Linked DNA regions of Homo sapiens: region 2 is linked to region 1. A link is an interaction called in ENCODE POLR2A ChIA-PET data of the cell type or tissue named here. Cell type or tissue: HepG2. All regions are shown on one strand. Each heading gives the region's core, and the rest is flanking DNA. Links, peaks and the distances in the headings are about the cores only.

Evidence for each region. Peaks named below come from ENCODE experiments on the same cell type or tissue, not always from the same donor. Only the 100,000 strongest peaks of a DNase experiment are listed, where the experiment ranks them.
Region 2: POLR2A ChIA-PET joins it to region 1 with 8 read pairs; 1 of 35 experiments calls an interaction of 5 or more read pairs at or near these places.

The regions. Positions count from the first base shown.
Region 1 is chr14:35,571,642-35,583,201 of GRCh38, reverse strand. RALGAPA1 (Ral GTPase activating protein catalytic subunit alpha 1) reads left to right here. Exons shown (of 42, transcript NM_001346249.2): 38 at 10,484-10,642. Among named protein-coding and RNA genes, the nearest start is that of INSM2, 43 kb to the right of the region's middle. In HepG2, for the core only: no CTCF peak of the experiment used is centred there; a DNase peak (open chromatin) is centred at 6,731.
Region 2 is chr14:35,432,688-35,444,247 of GRCh38, reverse strand. No RefSeq gene overlaps it. Among named protein-coding and RNA genes, the nearest start is that of NFKBIA, 34 kb to the right of the region's middle. In HepG2, for the core only: a CTCF peak has its summit at 5,271; a DNase peak (open chromatin) is centred at 5,267.

The DNA of each region.
Region 1 (11,560 bases), core at 4,051-9,050:
CCATTAGAGCCCCATAGCATGTTAACCATAGTTGTTTTAAATTCCTGGTCTGATAATTCTAGCATCTCTGCCACATCTGACTCTGGTGCTTATTCTGTTCTGATGCTTGTTCAGTCTCTTTAGACTATGTTTTTTGTCTTGTAATTTTTTGTTGAAATCTGAACATATGCTCAGTAAAAGGAACTCTGGTAAATAGGCCTTTAGTGGTATGGTGGTAAGGTGTGGGGGAAGGGGAGGCACTCCATTGTCCCATCATTAGGTTTCAGTATTTTGCTGAGCCTGTGGCCCTGGATTGTGAACTTCACTAGTGTTTTTCAGTCTCTTCCCTTAGGTGGGACAGTATGACCTTCCAAGGAGCCAGAGTTGGCTATTTTTCTTCTCCCAGGTAGATTAGGCTTTGGTAAAATAGTTTCTACTGAGGGCAGGCCTTTTAAAGAAGAACAGAATGTTTTGGTGTGTTTCAAATAATTGTTTTTCCCCTCCCCCTCCATAAAGCAAGAGGATATTTTTCTCTATTATTCACTGTGAGGACCTGGTAGAGCTCTTGGAAATAAAACTCACAAAAGTAGGGAAGTTCCCCATAAGACTGGTTTCTCCTGGAGTTGCTAACTCTTAGACTTGTCCACACTGAGCTTCCAGCAGTTCAATTTTAGTTCAGGTTTTCCTACACTGGCACTAGATTCCATCAGTCAGCTGTAATTATCTGTCTCTCTCCAGTGGGACACCAGGAATGGGGAGGGGAGCATTTTTCCTGTGACTTCATGTCTCTGATGATGCTAAAAAGAATTGTTGATTTTCAGTTTGTTCGGCATTTTATTTGTTGTTAGATCAAAGTGGTGATTCCAAACCTTTATATGCTGCACCAGAAACTGGAAGACCCAGAACTTGTTTTGTTGTTTTTTGTTTTTTGTTTTTGTTCCAGAACTTTTTTAAATTTTCAAACAGCAACTTTGTACCCATTAAACAGTAATTCCCCATTCCTCCTTCCACTACCCCTGGTAACCTCTAATCCACTTCCTCTATGAATTTGCCAGTTCTAGGAACCTCGAATAAGTGGAATCATAAAATATGTGTCCTTTTGTGCCTGTTTTACTTAGCATGTTTTCAAGATCCATTCATGTTGTAGCATACATCAGAATTTCATTCCTTTTTAAAGCTGAATAATAATCTGTTGCAAGTATATACCTCATTTTGTTTACCCATTCATCTGTGGCTGGAAATTGGGTTGTTTCCACCTTTTGGTTCTTGTAAACAATGTTGCAGTGAACATTGGCATACAAATATCTATTTGAATCCCTGTTTTCAATTTAGCTATATAGCTAGGAGTGGAATTGCTGGGATCATATGGTAATTGTATATGTAGCTTTCTGAGAAATTGTCAGGATGTTTTCTACAGCAGCTGCATCATTTTATATTTCCACCAGGAATGCTTAAGGGTTGCAATTTTTCCACATCTTTGCCAACACTTGTTATTTTCTGTTTTAAAAAAATAATTATAGCCATAGTAGTAGGTGTGAAATGATATTTCGTTGTGCTTTTGACTTGTATTTCCCTTCTAATGATATTGAGCATCTTTTCATGTGCTTATTGCCTATTTGTATATACTCTTTGGAGAAATGTCTTATTTTCTCTAGTAGTAATTTAAATCAATTTAAGTAAAATTTACTTTGTCAGCGTCAAACTAAATTAAAGCAATGTTTCAGCTCTATATGTATGAACAATGTGGTCATATACGTCCTGATACTGCGATTCTCCAAGAAACAATAGCAGCTTTTAAGTCCAACAGAAAGGGAATTTTTATTTGATCTCATAATTCAGTGTAATTAGCTTAAACTTTCTTTTCGTAGAAATTTTTTAAAACCTTATAAACATTGATTTCTCTATATACTGATGTTTCCCGTTTCCCTATACCTAATGACTGTTGCCTTAATCTTTTCCTCAGAGTTCTAGTATATAAGATTTTTCTAAGTAGCAGGCTTATATTTTAGTTTTATTTTAGTATCACTTTATTTTTGATAGGTTAAATGTTTAAACTTAATCGTAGAAGCCAGTTGTCTTATACCAGTTGTCCCTGATAAAAAATCACTTTCTGTATTGGTATTTTTTCTCCTGAATTTAATAAATTCCACATTAGTGGTAATAAGTTGAGGCTAGAACATGTGTCCTATTATAAATGAACAATTGGATATCATTAGGTTGTCCCCCCTATCCTTTGTACATATATCTTTAGGTGTGTTAATCCATTCAGTAGACACATTAATGAGCACGGGTTGAAGTGTAATATTGGAGGAAGTAAGGCTTGTTGACCTCAGCAAGGAGTTTAATACCTCTAATTAAATTAGATAGTCGACAGTCAGTATAAAGAAATAGCCATGCCTCTGGCAAGCTAGAATTATTTATGACTCTGGTCCTTTGCTTTAAACTTGGTAGGGTAAAATCATTTATATCCATTTTATAGAAACTAATTTTAGTTCTGATTTTTTATTTAAAATATGTGATTTGTAAATTATTTTCAAACATTTTATTTTCTCAGAATGAGAAGTAAATATCCTTGGACCTATTTAAATGTAGCATTTATATTTCTTGTGAAGAGAAGCTTTTTCAAGGCTCAAGACAGTAGCAGCAGAATATTTACAACATAGACTATACTTCTTGAGCAAATTAGCCAAACATTCAGTTTAGCTAAGTTTCTCTTAGAAATGTTGCACCACCATATAAAAATCCTGATATAACCCCAGTCCAAGCAATCTGTTCTATAAATTATCTCTTCCTGAGGAAGATTGATGGAAAATGGTTAAAAATAATTTCCACTTAACTGAGTGTATTCACCCCTAAAAATCAAAAGTGCTGCAAGCATTGGTATAAAGTGTTCATAGGAGCCTCTCTCATTTCCTCTGTCTCCTTGTTCTAGCCACTTGCTGATACTCTGCTTCATAGGTAGCTGAATCATCCTTTTAGAAGTTTGATGAAGATCAAGTTGAGATAATTGTAACATACTTAGTTGAACTCTCTAGTCTATGTTTCATTTCCTGGACCCCCCAAAATAGGGGGAAAGAAGCACTTTATTTAAGTCCATTTCCTCTGAAATACTATTAGTGTAATGGAAAGTGTTTCATTTTCTGTCTTGAAATTTACTCACAATAGTTGTGCAAATAAATGAACCTTGTAGTGCTGCTTGGTCTGATTTTTTATTTTAAATCTGTTTTTCTTTATTTTATACAGAAATATAAGATACTTTCCAAAGAACTATATGCTAAATATAGTCTGAAAAATGAATTTGTTAAAAAATAAATTTAAGGAATAATTTTTAAATTTTTTCATTATTTTAGTAAAAGTGAAGTTAGGATTATAGTTAATAAGTGCTGTGAAATTATACTCATTGTTTGAGTCCTAAATATAACAATCTTATAGAAGAAACTCTGCCCATAACTCCAGTTTTTACATATATACTCCTGATGACAAGAATAGAGGATTGAGAAAACAGAAAATATAAATGGTTCAATGCAAGTTTATCTTACCACAGTAAATGTTATGTGGGTGAGATAGCAGAGGCCTCTCATTGTATAGGGAATAAAATTCTTTTTTTTTTTTTTTTGAGACGGAGTCTCACTATGTTGCCACACTGGAGTGCAATGGCGCGATCTCTTTTCACTGCAACCTCCACCTCCTGGGTTCAAGCGATTCTCCTGACTCAGCCTCCCGAGTAGCTGGGACTACAGGCGTGCACCACCTTTTAGTAGAGACAAGGTTTCACCATGTTTGCCAGGATGGTCTCGATCTCTTGACCTCATGATCTGCCCGCCTCAGCCTCCCAAAGTGCTGGGATCACAGGCGTGAGCCACTGTGCCCGGCCGGGAATAAAATTCTAATTCCTCACTATGGCACTACGTGATTTGGCCCCACCAGCCTGCCTACCTCTAGATCTCATCTCCTGTCTTTTTCCTTTTCATTTACCATAATCTGGCCTCACTGACTGACATTCTGACCTTCCAACATGTCAAACTCATTCACATCTTAAGGGCTGTGTACACTTACTACTCTCTCAGTTTGAAATGTTTTTTCTCCACATTATCAGGCTTCCTCATTCTAATTCTTCTGTTCTTAAACTCACATGACAGTTTCTCAGAAAGACCTTTTTAGACCATCCTAGCTAAATAAGCCCCTTTCTACTCAGGAACTTTATCACATTACCCTATATTATTTTCTTTATAGATTTATCAGCATGTAAGTTTACCTTGTTTATTTTTGTATATGTTTATCTGACTCCTCCCACTAGAATATCAAGGTCATGAGAACAAGGACTTTGTCTCTTTTGCTTACTGCTGTATCTCCAGCACCTAGTACCAGGCCTGTTGGCATTTAACAAATGTTTTTTCAGTGAATTACCACAGCTACCATAGCCACAAATCAAAAGAACTATCTATAGACACCTTTGTCTTTATCAAAGTGACATATTTAAATAAATGCCATAACTGCAGATAATTCTATTTTTATGCTATGTACTGGGTAATGATAGGAAAAAAATGCAAGATAAGTATTGTTATATTATCTTTTTAATAGTCACCAGTATTTATTGAATGCCCACTCTGCTAAGGCATAGTATTGGATGCTGTGCCTGTTGTTTTCAAGAAACTTTTCCTGATTGCTAAAAATGAATAATCTAAACAGCAAGTGAATGTAGGAAAATATGTGTGACTATTAGAAGGTATATTAAAGCATGTTTTCTCACATGATTGAGGGTTATATCATAGAGTGTTTTTTACTAAGTGTGAGTGCCTGAAAGATGGGGGAAAGAATGGGAACTTGGGGCAGTAAGAATACTAAGTTACAGTTTCTACACGTATACCCCTATCTCCTGAAGTAATTGCGTAACCTAATTAACTTCTGTGTGTTCTTCAGCTTTTAGTTCAAGAGCTATTATAGATCCATGTCCTTTGTTATTTGTATTGAGAAAAGTATATTTAGAGCATCATTTGTATTTTTAAATTATTTATTTATTTATTGTATGGTTATTTTACTCTGTCTCCTCCACTGTACACAAAGCTTTGCTAGCAGAGACCATGTCTGTTTTTACTCATTGTTGCATCTGCAAAAGCTAGCATTTGGTCAGCTCTCAATATTTGGTTATGAATGAAAGAAGGTGGATATGGAGGAGGGAAGGAAGAGAAAAAAGACTTTTAAGACCTCATGAATTAGTATGTGTGGTATGTAGGATGAGTAGCATGTGATCTAGGACAGCAGTAGAGGAATAGGAAGGAAAGTACAGAAAAGGAATATACTTTTTTAAAAAAATGAAGAGCTCATTAGCAATGTAGTAAGGAAAACAGAGTAATCAAAAAAGACTAAAAGACAATCAGGTTTTAATCCTGAGTGATTATAATTAGTTGTTAGGTACTTTTAACAGAAATGGAGAAGTCAGGAAGATAAATTGATTTAGTGAGAGACATAATACAGTTACTTTATAAGAATTCTAGTCTCCAGCCCCAGATAAGTGATATTATATGGCACTGAGGAAATCTAGAATTGACTCTGGAATTCCTGTTGGTAATCATGGAGAATGAGTGCATTGCCATAAGATGAATGTCTTAGTCCATTCAGGCTGATATAACAAAAATACCATAGACTGAATGGCTTATAAACCACAGAAATTTATTTCTCACAGTTCTGGGGGCTGAGAAATCTAAGATCAAGATGCTGACAGATTCATTGTCTGATGAGGGACCACTCCCTTGTTCACAGATGACCATCTTCTCATTGTAACCTTATATATAATAGCAGAAGAGTCAAGTAAGCTCTCTGGGGTCTCTTTTATAAGGACATTAATCCCTTATAAAGGAGCCCGCATAACATAATCACCTCCCAGAGTTCCCTACCTTCCGATACCAACACACTGGGGGGTTAGGATTTCACAATATGAATTTGGGGGGTGGATGGGATGCAAACATTCAGTCTGTAGCAATGGGTGAACATCTGATTTTCACAGAAGAACATGGAGCAGGCCATAGACTATAGAAATTAACCAACATTCGTGAGCTTCATGTCAGTGCCTGGCAAAATAGGATTATTAAACAGATGGTTTGTGAGCACTTAGATAATGAAGTGTAGTGATCACTAGGAGCCACCATGAGTTCACCATAACAAATCACATCAAAATAACTTAATTTGTTTTAATAGGATTACTAGATTAGGGAAAACCATAGACTGCAATAAAGCATTTAACTAAGTTGCTTGTTGTGGACAAGTTGAAGAAATGTGGTCTTAATAAGAGTTTGATAAGTATATTCATGAGTGATTGTATAATCATATTCATAGCACATAAATTAATTATTTAACAAGAAACAATATAGGGAGGTGGTTACAGTATAGGTTCTAGAACCAGCCTGCCTTGGTTTGAATCCTGGCTCTGCCACTTACTATTTGTATGACCTTAGGCGAGTTACTTCATCCTTTTAAGCTTCAATTCCTCTCCTGTAAAAATAGGGATAATAATAATTATTACTACTTCATAGTGTTGTTGTGGAAATTTAATGAATTGTCACAAACAGTAAGCAGTAAGCACTTAATAAATACCTTTAATAAATATAGGGTTTTGTGGATTTTTTTAACCAGGAGGAAAGTCTGTAATGACTTGCTGTAAGGCTCTTAACCAAGCCTGTCCCATTTGACATTTTTGTCCAAAATGTAAATGAAGACACTGGAATTTGAACTTAAGGATAGCCCAAATCTGGCAGAGAGCCAGCACATGAATAGCATAGTCAGGCTAACAATAGACCTTCATAAGCTTAAAGATAATCTGAACCTGGCAAGGGAAAATTATGAAATCCCTTCTTTAGTTCTAGCAGTCAATTGTACCTGCTTAAAAGAACTTTGTAAGAAAAAGACTTAGCAACTTGAACTGACTACAAGTTCCATTTGAGCCATCATTTTTAAAATGCAGAAAGTAATTTATTGAACAGACTGAAGGAAGAAACAGCCCCACTGTGGGTTTGCTGTATTATCCAGAGCATGTGTTGATACTGTAATTCTATTCCATACACAAGTTTAATAGAAATATTAGTAAACTGAGACAATAACCCAAGATAATGAATATGTTTGTAAACTGTAAGAGGAGCTAAGAAGAACACTTTTAACCTGGAAAAGGAAAGGTAAGATATATATTAGACTGATCTTCAGATAACAGAAAATATATAGAATACAGATTGGATTTATTTGGTAAGGCTCATTTTGGAAGAGCTAGCATCCAGAAGGCAGTTTTTAGCTTAGTATTAAGATGTTCTAATGATTGTAGCTCTTTAAAAATGAAATGGGGGCCAGGCACGGTGGCTCACGCCTGTAATCCCAGCACTTTGGGAGGCTGAGGCAGGTGGATCACCTGAGGTCAGGAGTTCGAGACCAGCCTGGCCAACATGGTGAAACCCCATCTCTACTAAAAATAAAAAATTAGCTGGGCGTGGGGGTGGGAGCCTGTAATCCCAGCTACTTGGGAAGCTGAGGCAAGATAATCGCTTGAACCTGGGAGGCGGAGGTTGCAGTGAGCCAAGGTTGCACCATTGCACTCCAGCCTGGGCAACAAGAGCAAAACTCCATCTCAAAATAAATAAATAAGAAATGGGTTGATTTGTGAATTCATAAAATCCCCAACCTTAGAAGTATTCAAGCCGAGGCAGGATGTCTACTTATCAGGCATATGGTGGCACAAGCTCCTGTATCAGGTGGGAAATTAGAACTTTAAGGTCTCTTCCAGTATTAACATTCTAGTGTATTTGAGGACTTCACTTGTACACATGTTAAATTTCATTTAGCTGCTTTGTCTTCTTCAAGTAATAATAGTCATCTGTAGCCTATGTTATATACCTTGAGTTCCAAAATGACTTCAGTAGCAGTTGAAAGAAATTTAGAAGAGTAGTTTGGTTGCCAATCGTTTTAACAGACCTATCCCATGTACAGAAGTCTTCTACTCTATTTCAGAAATGAATTAGCATCTGGGTCAATAAACATGTAGATAGGAACTTCTTTGGTGGTTTTAGAGTATAGCAAAACCTACTGGTTATACAATCTTTTTTTTTTTTTCTTTGAGATGGAGTCTCACTGTGTCGCACAGGCTGGAGTGCAGTGGCATGATCTCAGGTCTCTGCAACTTCTGCCTCCCAGGTTCAAGGAATCCTCCCTCCTCAGCCTCCTGAGTAGCTGGGATTACAGGTGTATGCCACCACACCTGTCTAATTTTTGTATTTTTAGTAGAGATGGGGTTTCACCATGTTGGCCAGGCTAGTCTCAAAACTCCTGACCTCAGGTGATTCGCCCGCCTTAGCCTCCCAGAGTGCTCGGATTGCAAGTGTGAGCCACCACACCCTGCTCCATAGGACACAATCTTGTAAGTCCATAGAGATAAGGAATAAATAAAATCAATATTAAATAATATATAAAGTTTGTCAAACATACATATGCCTGAAATTTCTATTAATGCTTAACCATTAAAAATTGATTTTTTCAGTAGTCTTTCAAAAATTCCCAAGACACATAGCAATGATTAGCAATTTCTCAATTTGTGTCTAATTACTATGTAAGAGATTTTAAAGATATAAAAACATATCTTGAAGAAGATATATCATAATGTCATATCTCATTATGACAGCCTAAAATAATTACTTATTTAGCATTTGAATGTAAATGATAAGGGATTTCATGAAGCTTTTCGCTTAAAATGTTTGAACATGTTTAGAATGACTTTGTTATGTACATGGTTCTGTGCCAGAAATCTTCATTACAACAGCTTGGCAAAAATATGTTGTTCTTTTCCATTAAACTTATTTAACAGACTTTTAATACTATACAGAAGATATTTGAACAAGCTTCAGTTATAAAATAAAAGTATACTTGCCCTTTTTTCTCGTTTCTTTAGATAAGTGGGCACTAGAAATTATAGATAGTTTTGGCAAGAGTTCAAGGGTTAATGTAGCAGATAAATAAAAGGAATTTTCTGTAAATTGAGACCTGCATTATTTCAGTTGTCTTGTCTTTCCTTACCTAACTCATTTAATTTTAAAAAGTAAATACCTAAATTCTTCCTGACAGTGTGCTCAGCTTTTACTATCGTTTATTACTTCAATTATACTTGATATCACTTAGAACAATCTGCCATTTGGAAATCTCAGTATAGCCTGGAGCTTAGTATTAGATCTGGCTGCTATTGTAACATGTACAGCATATGACATTAATGTATCAAAATTAGATTGGATCATCCCTCCTGGTTAAATTTATTTCACATTTCTTTTGTATTCAGTTAACATAAACCTATTAGGGAAGCTGACACATGGGGATGGCTGTATAGGAAGGATATTTTTAAAGTATTTTGATTAAAAAATGAAATTATGAAGCCATGGCTTTTCTGAGTTGTGTAATCTTTTTTGCTTTTTAAAAATGTCACAAAGCCCAAGTCCCACACATTTATATTATTCAACTTGTGTATGCATATAAGGAGTTACTCCAGGATTAAGGAGTGACAGAAGAGAGGCTTTCACTAATTGGACTTAACTCCTTTCTTTGTTTAAATCAGATATTAAGTTCTTTTTCCTACCCTATGTTCATCCTTAAGCCAAAATAAATGACATATTTCTGAGATAGAAATTGCCCGTATGTTAGCTGATAGCGTAAATATTGATGACAGTTATCCCAGGTTTACTCTTCTAAACCTTTCCACCTGCCGTGTGTCTAGTTATCTGAAACTAATGGAAATCCCATGTAAGATCTGCACTAAAAGTCAACTCAAATGCTCACAGTGGCAGAATCAATAAACGTACTAGTATAATGAAATTTTATAATAAAATGCATTATAGCAGTCTCTATGAAGAAAACTTAAGACTAAAGGGCATTAAGTTCATTTTTTTAACACCTTATTAGAAATCCAACTTCTGAATGTTTTGTGTTTTTACAGTTTTAATTATCATAATGTTAACTCTCTCTGATTGCCAGAAACACCTTTGTAAGCAAACCCCACAAACATTTAAATAACGTCTTGAGGGTCTAACAATTCTCAAGACATCTATTTGGAAGAATTTTTGAGTTTCATGGGCAAAGAAAACCTGGAAATAAATTCGTTAAACGAAACATAATCAACTTTCTCTTACTCAACTGGGGATTATCCAATTTATGAGTTACTTACTTCTTTTTTTAAAACAATCTTTTAAAAGATCTGTTAGTGGAGAATTGGTGCAGTTGCTGGTTAAGGAGAGTATTTGGGCTATATGTGAATCTTTTTAAATCTAAGTTCTCTGTTACCCATTGATTATTGACAATTGAAATTGTCTGGTCTTCTGCAGTGTCTCCTGATGTTTTTGAGTGTTTGTGTTTCATATGTAAAACTGATCAAGTGCAATTTAACAATTTTTTAATTTCGTTTTTCCCCTTTTTATGTTGTATGTGACTGTATGACTGTACTCAAAGAGCTTTTAAAGCAGTATAAATTGTTTTCTTGTCTTTCCAGTTGAGACATTTGGGAAATGATGAAGTGCACATTGTTTGGTCAGAGCATACTAGAGACTACAGGAGAGGAATTATTCCCACAGAATTTGGTGATGTCCTTATTGTAATATATCCAATGAAAAATCACATGTTCAGTATTCAGATAATGAAAAAACCAGAGGTAAGAACTCCTTATCTTCCATTTTAGTAATAGATTTTGGTTCTATAGGGGTTCATGGGTTTCTTTCCATGTTACAGAATAAAATTTGGAGTAGGCATCAAGTTGTGAAACTGAGGGTAAATGTTACATAGACCCTGGTAGCTACATGGATTGCCTAAGCCTGGTTCAGAAGGAGCTAAAACAGAATAAATAGCAAGAAACTGTGTTTAAATGGAGGATTTGGCTAGGTAGTGCCAGAGTGAAAGTTCCTGTGTACCAAGCTCAAAAAGGACTTACCTTTTATTAAGAGAACAATTACAATTTCCTAAAAATCACAGTAAGAAGTAATCATTTACTTTATAATAGGACTATATGATTCCTATATTTTTAGTTGATATATCTTATTAAGATTGCATGATTATTAGTCATGTCAATAAATGAGGATTCTACAAATTGAAAAAAAATAAGCCAAATGGTTCAGTCACCTATCCTATAGTTGGATGTCTTATATATACACCATAGAATTCAAACACACTATTGCAGAAATATTTTCTTCCAGGATAATAAAAGTTTGGTAGTATTTTTGGTGTGTTCCTTCCCTTTTTTAAACTGAATTCTTCAGTTTCTAGAAAACCTACATTTGACAATTGATTAAGAATCTTCAGAATTCCTTGAATTAGATTAAGTTTCTCATGTATGAATTTCTTATGTGTGAATTTAGGTTTCTTCAGGGTTCACCTAAACCAGAGGCCAGCAGACTGTGGCCCATAGCCTGGTTTCATACAACCCACAAGCTAAGAATATTTCGGTTTTGGTTTTGGGTTTTTTTACATTTTTAAAAAGACATTTTGTTGGTGGTGGTGGTGGTGGTGGTGGTTTTGTTTTGGTTTTTGGTTTTTTTGAGACGGAGTCTGGCTCTCGCTCTGTCACCCAGGCTGG
Region 2 (11,560 bases), core at 2,558-7,557, 140 kb after region 1:
TTTATAAATTTCTCAGTCTTAGGTATTCAGTTATAGCAACAGAAAATGGACTAAGACAGTATCTTTCTCTTGGGAGTGGATTGCATGAGAAAATCAAGTGGGCAAAGCTCAAAACATCCAGATCTCCAAGTCTGGCCCCAAAGGTTCCCATATATAATAAGGGAAACTAAAGAGAATCTTGGAATATTTTGAGCAAGAAAGTGGTACAATAAATCAATGCTTTACAAAGGTTAATCTGGCATCTGCAGGATGGATTTAAGGGTAGAAGTTACTGGATTCATAGGAAGACTATTATACTAATCAAATGTGAAGATTCTGAAAGTCTGATTTTGAAAGGTGGCAATGTAGGGAAAATGTATAAAGACATTAGAAAAGAAAATCAACTAAATTCAGTGAGTGAAAGTTTTGCCCCGAAAAAAAGAAGGCTTAAGAGATGACATGACTTAAAAATAGAGGCTAGACATAAGAAAATTAGATATTGGAGAATGCTGGTGTTCCTGAGGGAGTGAACAATTTTAGGGATTACTTAGACAAAGCAAATTGCTAATCATATAGAAAACCCCAAGCTGTATGTACCAACAGGGAAATAAAATTTGATTTCCTTTGTGTATATGTGAATATGCTTACTCTTTTCTAAATTCAAAAATGGCTCAGCCAAGAAAAAGAACGTGAATAGACAATTCACAGAGGAAGAAATTCAAATGGCCAATAAGCATTCAAAAAGATGTTTAATAGTGGAATTGCAGCTGATAAGGATTGGTTTCTAAAAATAGAATGTAAGGCAAAAATCAAGTATAATACAGCCAATTACCCTTGAAAACCTCTTAAATCTCCCATAAAATACATTATATATGTTTTGGTGCACATAATCCTACATGTGTATATAAATATATAATAGACTGCTTTGGGGGGTGGTCCCCAAAACCACATTTAGCTTCAATCCTTCATTATAATGACCCGCAGAACTCAGAAAAGCTGTTATACTAATGATTAGGGCTTATTACAGAAAAAAATAGAGATTAAAATCACCAAAGGAGAAAGGTGCATGAAGCAGAGTCCAGGAGAAACCAAGTGCAAGCTTTGAGTTGTACTCTCCCAGCAGATCTCTGAATTCTCCCAGCTACAATGTGACAATATGTACAAAGTATTGTTAACCAGGGAGACTCATCTGAGCCTAGATGTCCAAGGTTTTTTTGGGAGGAAAGGGCAGTATATTACACAGAGCACCTATGTGACTGACCTTAGCTACTCAGTCTCCAGGTCCTCAGATGCCTAACTGATACAGTATGGTCCTGGGCCCTAGGTAAACAAGAACAGGTGTTCACCATAAATCACACAAGTGTAACTTATCTGACATGGCCTATGATCACTATACAAAGACATTCTTGGCCAGGCGCAGTGGTTCATGCCCGTAATCCCAGCACTTTGGGAGGTTCAGGTGGGCAGGTCTCTCGAGCCCAGGAGTCAAGTCCAGCCTGTGCAACCTAGTGAAACCCCAGCTCTACAAAAAATACAAAAATTAGGCATGGTGGTACACACCTGTAGTTCCAGCTACTTGGGAGGCTGAGGCAGGAGGATTGATTGAGCTTGGGAGGTCGAGGCTGCAGTGAGCCGTGATGGCACCACTGCACTCCAGCCTGGGCAACAGAGCAAGACCCTGTCTCAAAAAAGAAAAACACAAACAGACATTCTTGTCAGGCAGGATATTCCAAGGGTTTAGAGGTTATCTCCCAGGAGTTGGTCAGAGGCCAGTCCTGAAGATGTCTGGAATGTGCAGGATTTGTATACCTACACCTGCTGAGTTAACCCTTTGCACATAAAAATATGGACTACATATAGATTATGCAAAACATAACTATATAACACTCTGTATTTAAAGACTGGGCTGGGTGCAATGGCTTACTCCTGTAACCCCAGCACTTTGGGAGGCCGAGGCAGAAGGACTGCTTGAGCCCAGGAGTTGAGACCAGCCTGGCCAACGTGGCAAAACCCTGTCTCTACTAAAGATACCAAAATCAGCCAGACATGGTAATGCGCACCTGTAATCCCAGCTACTCAGGAGGCTGAGGTGGGAGGATCACTTGAGCCTGGGAGGCAGAGGTTGCAGTAAGCTGTGATCATGCCACTGCGTTCCAGCCCGGGTTACAGAGTGAGACCCTGTCTCCAGAAAAAAAAAAAGAAAAAAAAAAAAAGAAAAAAAAAATGACTGGAACCAAATTTATCTTGTAGGAATATATCCAAATAAATAACAGATATGAACAAGATCTATATTCAAGGATGACAGTAAAAGGGTAAAAAGTTGAAAACAAATGGAATGTCAAGATTAGGAAAATGGTTAAATAAATCATAGCACATTCATATCTTGGACTAATATATAGCCATTAAAATTCATATAGTGGGGCTGGGCACGGTGGCCCACACCTGTAATACCAGCACATTGGGAGGCTGAGGTGGGTGAATCACTTAAGGTCAGGAGTTCAGGACCAGCCTGGCCAACATGGTGAAACCCTGTCTCTACTAAAAATACAAAAATTAGCTGGGTGTAGTGGCAGACACCTGTAATCCCGGCTACTTGGGAGGCTGAGACACAGAATCACTTGAACCTTGCAGGGTGGAGGATGCAGTGAGCCAAGATTGTGCCACTGCACTCCAGCCTGGGCAACAGGGCAAGATTCTGTCTCAAAAAAAAAGAAAAAGAAAAAGAAAAATCATATATTGGTAAGTGAAAAAGTATGTTACAGTGTAGTTGATCTTCATTATTCACAGATTCTGCATTTGTAAATTCATCTAATCACTAAAACTTATTTGACCCCAAAATCAATACTTTCAGCACTTTTGTGGTCATTTGCAGACTTGCGCAGAGTGCCAAAAATTTTGCGTCACCTGATGTGCACATTCCCAGCTGAGGCCAAACAAGGCGATACTCTGCCTTCTTGTTTCAGCTCTTATAGCATAAATAAATACTCCTTTTCATGGTTTATTTAGTGCCATGTATTTCACAGTTTTGTGTTTTTTGTTGATTATGTCACTGTTTAAAATGCTGGCCAGGGCCAGGCACAGTGGCTCATGCCTGTAACCGCAGCACTTTGGGAGGCCGAAGCAGGTGGATCACCTGAGGCCAGGAGGTCAAGACCAGCCTGGCCAACATAGTGAAACCCATCTCTACTAAAGATACAAAAATTAGCTAGGTGTGGGGTGAATGCTTGTAATCGCAGCTTCCCAGGAGGCTGAGGCATGAGAATCACTTGAACCTAGGAGGTCAAGTTTTCAGTGAGCCAAGATCACACCACTGCACTCCAGCCTGGGCAACAGAGTGAGACTCTGTCCCAAAAAAATAAAAGCCAGCCAGGCACAGTGGTTCACACCTATAATCACAATATTTTGGGAGGCCAAGGCCAGAGGATTGCTTGAGCTCAGGAGTTTAAGACCAGCCTGGGCAACATAGTGAGACCTCATCTCTACTAAAAAAAAAAAAAAAAAAAAAAATTAGCCAGGTATGGTAGTGCATCCCTGTAGTAGCTACATGGGAGGCTGAAGTGGGAGAATCTCTTGAGCCAGGAGGTTGAGGCTGCAGTGAGCTGTGACCATGCCACTGCACTCCAGCGTGGGCGACAGTGAGACCCTGCCTCAAAACATAAATAAATAAAATACCCCCAAGCATAATGCTGAAGTACTGTCAAGTGTTTCTCAGTTAAAGAGTCTGTGATGTGCTTTACAGAGAAAATACCTGTGTTAAGATAAGTTTCATTCAGGAATGAGTGATAGTGCTGTTAGCCTTGAGTTCAATGTTAATGAATCAACAATATAGATTAGTGTATTTAAACATAAATACACAAATAATCAAGGTTATGTATTGATCAGTTGATGAAAATGTTATGACCAGAGGTTCACAGGAACCTAACTCTATACTTCCCCTAGGAACAACGGCTATTTGCTAATTCATTGTTCCCAATGCCTTTATAAAGCTTGACTACCAAGATAATGAGAATCAACTATATATGTATATACAACATGGAAGGATATATATATCAAGATAATAATAGTGGTTTTCTTTGATAAGAAGAATGCAGTTGCTTTTCATTCTTTTATACTTTTCCAGATTTTTCTACCAGCAATATGTGTAATGTATATAATTGAGGAAAAGTTAGTTATATAACAAAATGTAAGACCCCCGAGAAATTGATCATGCCAGTTAAAGACCTTAGCAACATTCAGGAAGCCATAGAGGTGGGCGCTAATGTTTCTGAAGGTACCAGTGGCATAACTAGCCATATGAAAGAACCAACTAAGGGAGTACTTGGTCTCTCCCTTTGGAAGTGGAAGCTAGTACAGAAAGGTGCCGAGTAATATTGTGCTCTTTCTCTTGAAAACAAAACAAAACTTCATTCTATACATTGTCAAATGCATGGAAAGGAAAATCCTGCTGGCTTGCCTCATCTCTGAATGAAGTTCATTGGCCACTTGGTAGCTGAAAAGGACCTAGAATGCCTGATTTGTTCCCACACTGATGCTTGGTAGTGGAGAAAATAAAGCTGCTGTGGGCCTTGCATAGCCACCCAGTCCCACACCCGAGTGGTCAGGTTAGGCTTTAAGTGAATGTGTAATTTGAAAATCAATGCTAAGACCATGAAAAAAAGCATGGCAGTATTGTGACTCTGTCAACCCCAAGCTTCCTCTGGGGAATCTGTGTGTTGTCAACATTTCACCCTCACATTACTCACAGGTGGTAGCAGCTGTGGCATCATTTTTTTATCCTTGGTTTGTTTTCAGCTCCCCTGAGACCCATATAGGACACACCTCCCATTTATAACAACTCTTCTTTTGCAAAGGATCCCACGGGGCTTCATTAATAACTCAATCTAGCCCCAGAGGTCATTGCTGCTGCTTCTGGGGCAAAGCACTACCTGATAGCACACAGAAACCCAGGATAGTCGTTTGAATGAGGAAAGGGAGGAGGGGCCAGGCCTGGTGGCTCATGCCTATAGTCCCGGCACTTTGGGAGGCTGAGGCAGGAGAATCCCTTGAGGCCAGGAGTTCGAAACCAGCCTGGGCAACATAGCAAGACCCTGTCTCTACTAAATTAAATAAACAAACAAATAAATAAATAATTTATAAAAAGAAGTAGAGGCTGGGCGCAGTGGTTCACGCCTGTAATTGAACTAAGATAGCTCCACTGCACCTCAGCCTCAGTGACAGAGCAAGATCCTGTCTCAAAAAAAAAAAAAAAAAAAAAAAGCAGAAAAGGGCTCCCACTATAGGCAGCTCAGGAAAATTACATACGACCAACTAACCTGGAATTTAGGCAAGCATTCTGACACTGACAAAGAATTAATGGCTGTCATTGGCTTTGAGGTGAGGGCTTCACTCTGAGTCCAAAAAACATTTAGAGCAGGTGGACTCCAAAGAATAAACTTTTTTTTTTGAGATAGGGTCTCACTCTGTCACCCAGGCTGGAGAGCAGCAGTGTGATCTTGGCTCACTGCAACCTCTGCCTCCCGAGTTCAAGTGATTCGCATGCCTCAGCCTCCAGAGCAGCTGGGACTACAGGTACGCACCAGCACGCCTGGCTAATTGTTGTGTTTTTGGTAGAGACAGGATTTTGCCATGTCAGCTAGGCTGGTCTCGAACTCCTGACCTCAGGTGATCCGCCCACCTCGGCCTCCCAAAGTGCTGGGATTACAGGCGTAAGCCATTGTACCTGGCCAAAAAACAAACCTTTTTTTTTTTCTTTTTGAGACGGAGTCTGTCTCTGTTGCCCAGGCTGGAGTGCAGTGGCGCGATCTTGGCTCACTGCAAGCTCCACCTCCCAGGTTCACGCCATTCTTCTGCCTCAGCCTCCCGAGTAGCTGGAACTACAGGCGCCCGCCACATACCTGGCTAATTTTTTTTTTTTTGTATATTTAGTAGAGACAGGGTTTCACCTTATTAGCCAGGATGGTCTCGATCTCCTGACCTCGTGATCCGCCCGCCTCGGCCTCCCAAAGTGCTGGGATTATAGGCATGAGCCACCGTGCCCAGCCCAAAAAACAAACTTTAAATCAGAGAATACTCTGGTTGAGACAAAAATTGGACAAATCTTGAAAGGAGTACTAATGCAATGGGGTTTCCTTATACAACGTTTCCAAATTCCAAAGGAATTCATTTTCTTCTGACATAATACAGCTGGATAGGGCCAGGCACAGTGGCTCAGGCCTGTAATCCCAGCACTTTGGGAGGCTGAGGCGGGTGGATCACCTGAGGTCAGGAGTTTGAGATCAGCCTGGCCAACGCAGTGAAACCCTGTCTCTACTAAAAATACAAAAATTAGCCAGACGCGGTGGTGCACACCTGTAGTCCCAGCTACTCAGGAGGCTGAGGCTGGAGAATCGCTTGAACCCAGGAGGTGGAGGTTGCAGTGAGCCGAGATCATGCCACTGCACTCCAGAGTGGGTGACAGAGTGAGACTCCATCTCAAAAAAAAAAAAAAAGAAAAAAAAAAAAAAAAAACCAGCTGGGTATTAATAAGGAAGGAAGGAAGGACTACTTGAAAAACCTAAGGTCAAACACATCAAGCAGGGAAAACACAAAGCAATTAATGTGAGAGAAAAGGAGATGGTAGCTCTAAAAGAAAGGGAAATAGGGTGTTAGTATCCTTTTGACCATCACAGGCCAAGCCCTCTTCAGCAGGAAAAGGTTCATTAACTAAATGGCCTGGAAGTTTTTAACACAGATGACTCAAAGAAAATTTGTTTCTGCGCAGGGAAGAATAAAGTTGATTTAAAATGAAAACCAAAAAAGTCTTCCAAAACAAACATTTCTTATTAACTAACTAAAAATCAATAAGAAAAAGAAAACAACTCAGTAGAACTATGGGCAAAGAGCATGAACAGGCAAGTCACACACAATACAGATTGCTAGAAATGTTAAGAGATGCTCAACCTCCCTTATAATTAATCAAAAACTAAAACAATAATGCAATTATTTCTGCCTATCAGATTGGAAAAAATTTTTAAATGTATAATATTCAGGGTTGACAAGAGGATTGGAAAACACGAATGGGGAAATACCCTCGCTGGGATTGTTAATTAGTACAACTTTTTTGGAGAGAAACACAACAATTTTTATTGCATTTTTAATGTTCATGCCCTTTGACTCAACATTTTTATTTCTAATAATTTATCTCACAAAAGCGTGCAAATGTTCGACATTTAGTATAGATTGTTTATTTATTTATTTAATTATTTTTGAGACAGTCTCACTCTGTCACCCAGGCTGGAGTGCAGTAGCGTGGTTTCAGCTCGCTGCAACCTCCGCCTCCCGAGTTCAAGCAATTCTCCTGCCTCAACCTCCCAAGTAACTGAGATTACAGACGCCCACTACCACACCTGGCTAATATTTTGTATTTTTAGTAGAGACAGGGTTTCACCATGTTGGCAGGCTGGACTTGAACTCCTGACCTCAGGTGATCCGCTCGCCTCAGCCTCCCAAAGTGCTGGGATTACAGGTGTGAGCCACTGCGCCTGGCCTGTTTATAATATTTTAAAAACCTGGAATAGGCCAAGCACAGTGGCTCATACCTGTAATCCCAGCACTTTGGGAGGACGAGGCAGGTGGATTCCTTGAGTCAAGACCAGCCTGGGTGACATGGGTGACATGGACAAACCCCATCTCTAAAAAAAAAAAGAAAAAAAAAAAACCCAGAATAACGCAACTGTCCATTAATTGAAGTTGTTTAAATAACTATGGTGCTTATAATGAAATGCTATAGAGCTATGAAATAGAATGTGACATATCTTCACGTAGAAGGTTGCATTAAGTAAGAAAGTAAGATGCCAAGCTGTATGAATAGGGTATGGTGGTGTTTATGGGGTGACAAAAATATTCTGGAATTAAATAGTGGTAATTGGTTGCATAACATTGTGGCTATACTAAAAGACACTGAATTGTACAGTTTAAAATGGCTAAAATGATAAATTTTATGTTGTATAGATTTTACTTCAAGTTTTAAAAAACAGTATGAATAACATGATCCCATTTTTGTGTGAAAAAAATATTTTTAGTATGTACATAGAAAAAAACCTAGAGAGAAATACACTAAGTAATTGGCAGTGATTATCTCTGAGTGTGATAGACACAGTATATTGTTAATAACCATGTTGTATATATCTGTAATGTTGGAAATTTTAATAAACAGAGGACTTAGAACTTTCATATCCAGAAAAAAAGATACTAAATCACTTGAAAAGTAGAGAAAGAGGTCTAATTATCTGAGAACAAATAACTGAGCCAGTAAAAAATTCCTTTCAAAGATAACTCAAAATAACTATTTCAGTGGGAATTGCATTATTTCAGAATCATGGGATTGTAAAGGTTTTGTGTGTGTGTACATTTCCTTAATAAAGAAAAAGGAGAACATGTACAAACGCTTCTTCAACGTAGTTAGATGCTAAAATTTAACCTTCATTGAGACTGAAAATGTAAACACTCATTTGTCTAGGAGGAATTGGTTACTAAAGTCTGTGTACCCTGATGCTTCTGTTGCCAACCAAAGCATCTGCTGGGTCCTGACCTTCAGATAATAAAAGTAATTATAAGACTCATGATCAGAAGATTGGGATTCTGGTTCCAGCTAAGCCACTAATTTGCCATGTGAATAGAGCCAAATCCTCTAATCTTACTATACTTCCATTTCTTTCTTTCTAAAAATGGGGAGATGCTACTGAAAGAGATCAGGATATGCCATCCCAAAATATGCCACTTTGGCATAAGGATTATTTTGAGCTGAAGGCAACTGATGGAGGAAAAGGTCTCTGCCCTCCCTTTATCTGCCTAAAAACAGGACATAAATTTTCCTTTGAGGAAGGTACTCCTCTATGCCAGGAAACTGAGAATGACTCATTACCAGAGATGTCACACCAAGATGACTCCTCATAAACAAGCCCTACTAAAATAACCCTTATCTCCCATTAGTTTCCTTCATATATTTCCTAGTCAATTCCCACAATATTTTCCCTTGAAGCCCAAACCCATCTTCTTTTTTTAAGAAGGGTATACAAACTCCAGGTTCTGGCCAGGTGCAGTGGCTCACACCTGTAATCCCAGCACTTTGGGAGGCTGAGGCGGGTGGATTTCAAAAATTAGTGGGGCATGGTGGCACATGCCTGTAGTCCCATCTACTCAGGAGATGGAGACAGGAGAATCACTTGAACCTGGCAGTCAGAGATTATGCCACTGCGCTCCAGCCTGAGCGACAGAGTGAAACACTATCTCAAAAAAAAAAATTCAAGTTCTGAGCACGTCTTTGAGTTTTCACATCATCTCTGTGAAGCTTCCATGCATTTAAAAGTATTAATATCAATAAAAATCATACATTTTTTTCCTGTTAATCTGTCTTTAGTCAGTTAAATTTGCAGGCCTCATTCACTGAAACTAGGTGGGAAGACAAAATATTTTTCATCCTGAAGAGCACTAAATAGAATGGTAACCTTAGGTGCTTACATAAGAAATTGAAAACCCAATCAAAATACTACACTCAGAAAATTCCATTTAGGGCAGTGCATATTATTTTATATAATCTTAAAAGTGTCTGTTATGGCAACTAAGCACAGTGACATGACCAAATGTACATGTTTGTGATGACAGACACTAGACTGTATACTTACATGACATTTTGAAAACCTAGAAGTGAGGCATTTATAAAAGAGTGAAGGCCGGGTGCGGTGGCTCACGCCTGTAATTTCAGCACTTTGGGAGGCCGAGGCGAGCGGATCACTTGAAGTTGGGAGTTTGAGACCAGCCTGGCCAACATGATAAAACCCCATCTCTACTAAAAATTAAAAAAAAAAAAAAAAAATTAGCCAGGTATGCCGGTGGGCACCTGTAATTCCAGCTACTCGGGAGGCTGAGGCAGGAGAATCACTTGAACCCGGGAGGCAGAGGTTGCAGTGAGTCAAGATCGCACCACTGCACTCCAGCGACAGAGTGAGACTTCGTATCAAAAAAATAAAAATGAAAAAAAAAAAAATGAAAAGCAGGGCCAAGCTTAGGGCCCAGATCTCCTTCCCACCACTTCCTTCCAAAATGTTGGCCTGTGATACTCACAGCTACAACTTCTCTTTAATACCTAGATATAAATCTCATTCAATAAAAACAATTAGCAGAAGAGAGAACATTCAACAGTTGCAATTACCTAAATGTCCCTCCGGTAACCATTTGAATGACTAAATCCTCTACATTGATTGTTTCAGTGAATGATAATTAAAACCAAATAACCTCCAGGCTCATTTGATTCTACAGTGACAATACTAAACCTCTAGACATTATATTGCAAAGCCCTGAATTGAGCCAGGCAAAGCAAAACCAAAGTACAAGGAGAATTGAGTGGTGGGTGGAAGGGTGCTGGTGCATACTAGAGAAGAAAGAAGGCAACAGACACCCTTCACAAGCACATTTAACTGTAGATAGGGGAGCCCCGCGACACCACTTCCTAGTCAGGGAGACTCCTTCCAGGCTTTGTATGGGGAATGGTGTAGTTAGATTAATAACGGCTTCCTACTATTTCCTTCATGTTCCATAAACCAACATGCATCTCACTTCTGCCCTCTGAAACATTGCTTCCCTTATTGTTGAATCCTTTACCCAATTCCATAAGGCCTACTGGGAATATTGTTTTGGGCTTAGACATACGATTAAAGACTTTGTGTGGTTTTTTTTAATATAAGGTAAGAATTTTGCCAGACAAATATGGACTAAGATTAGATAGGCCTTGTTTTCCATATTTATAATACAGAGAGGGAGCATCATCCTGATTAAGTTAAAGCAGAGATTGTGCCCTCATCATTGTGCCCTCAGAGGTTAGTGAAGCACACAGTAATTTCACAAAAATACTCTTTGAACTGAACTTAATGCAAAGTATGTTGAACTAAAATCCATGCCTAACAATATTAATGTACAAATTGTACATTAATAAATCATTCCAAAGCACCATGTTTGTTGCAATTTTTAAATACTCAAAATAGCAGGTGGGCAGACTTGATAAATCATTGCTCTATAGTATACGTTAATACCAGGATCTCAGCTTTCCTCTGCAGGACAAGCACTTCTAGGTAGATGTCAAAGTCAAAAGTTTGGGTAGTTCAGCACCTTCTATAATCAATCAGTGAATCAACACTTATAAAGCACTTACTATGTGCTCGGCATTGTTCCAGCCACAAGATTAGAATGGGGAATCTTCTGGGATCCGCTGAAAATATTGGAAGGCTCTTTCCCAGTAAACTACAAATTACCCCCCAAGCCCTATTTTCTTGGAATTTGTACTAAGAATCCCATATCTGCAAGCAATGTACTTTCAAATAGTGCAGTTTTCATAGCCTGCGTGTTGAATGGGACCCACATGTAATGGCATCTATGATGCACTAAAATAGAGAAGGTCACAAGGGGCCAGGTTCAGTAGCTCACGCCTGTAATTCCAGCACTTTGGGAGGCCAAGGCGAGTGGGTCACTTGAGGCCAGCAGTTCAAGACCAGCCTGGGTAACATAGTGAAACCCAGTTTCTACAAAAAGTGAGGTTAAGTCTGCATTG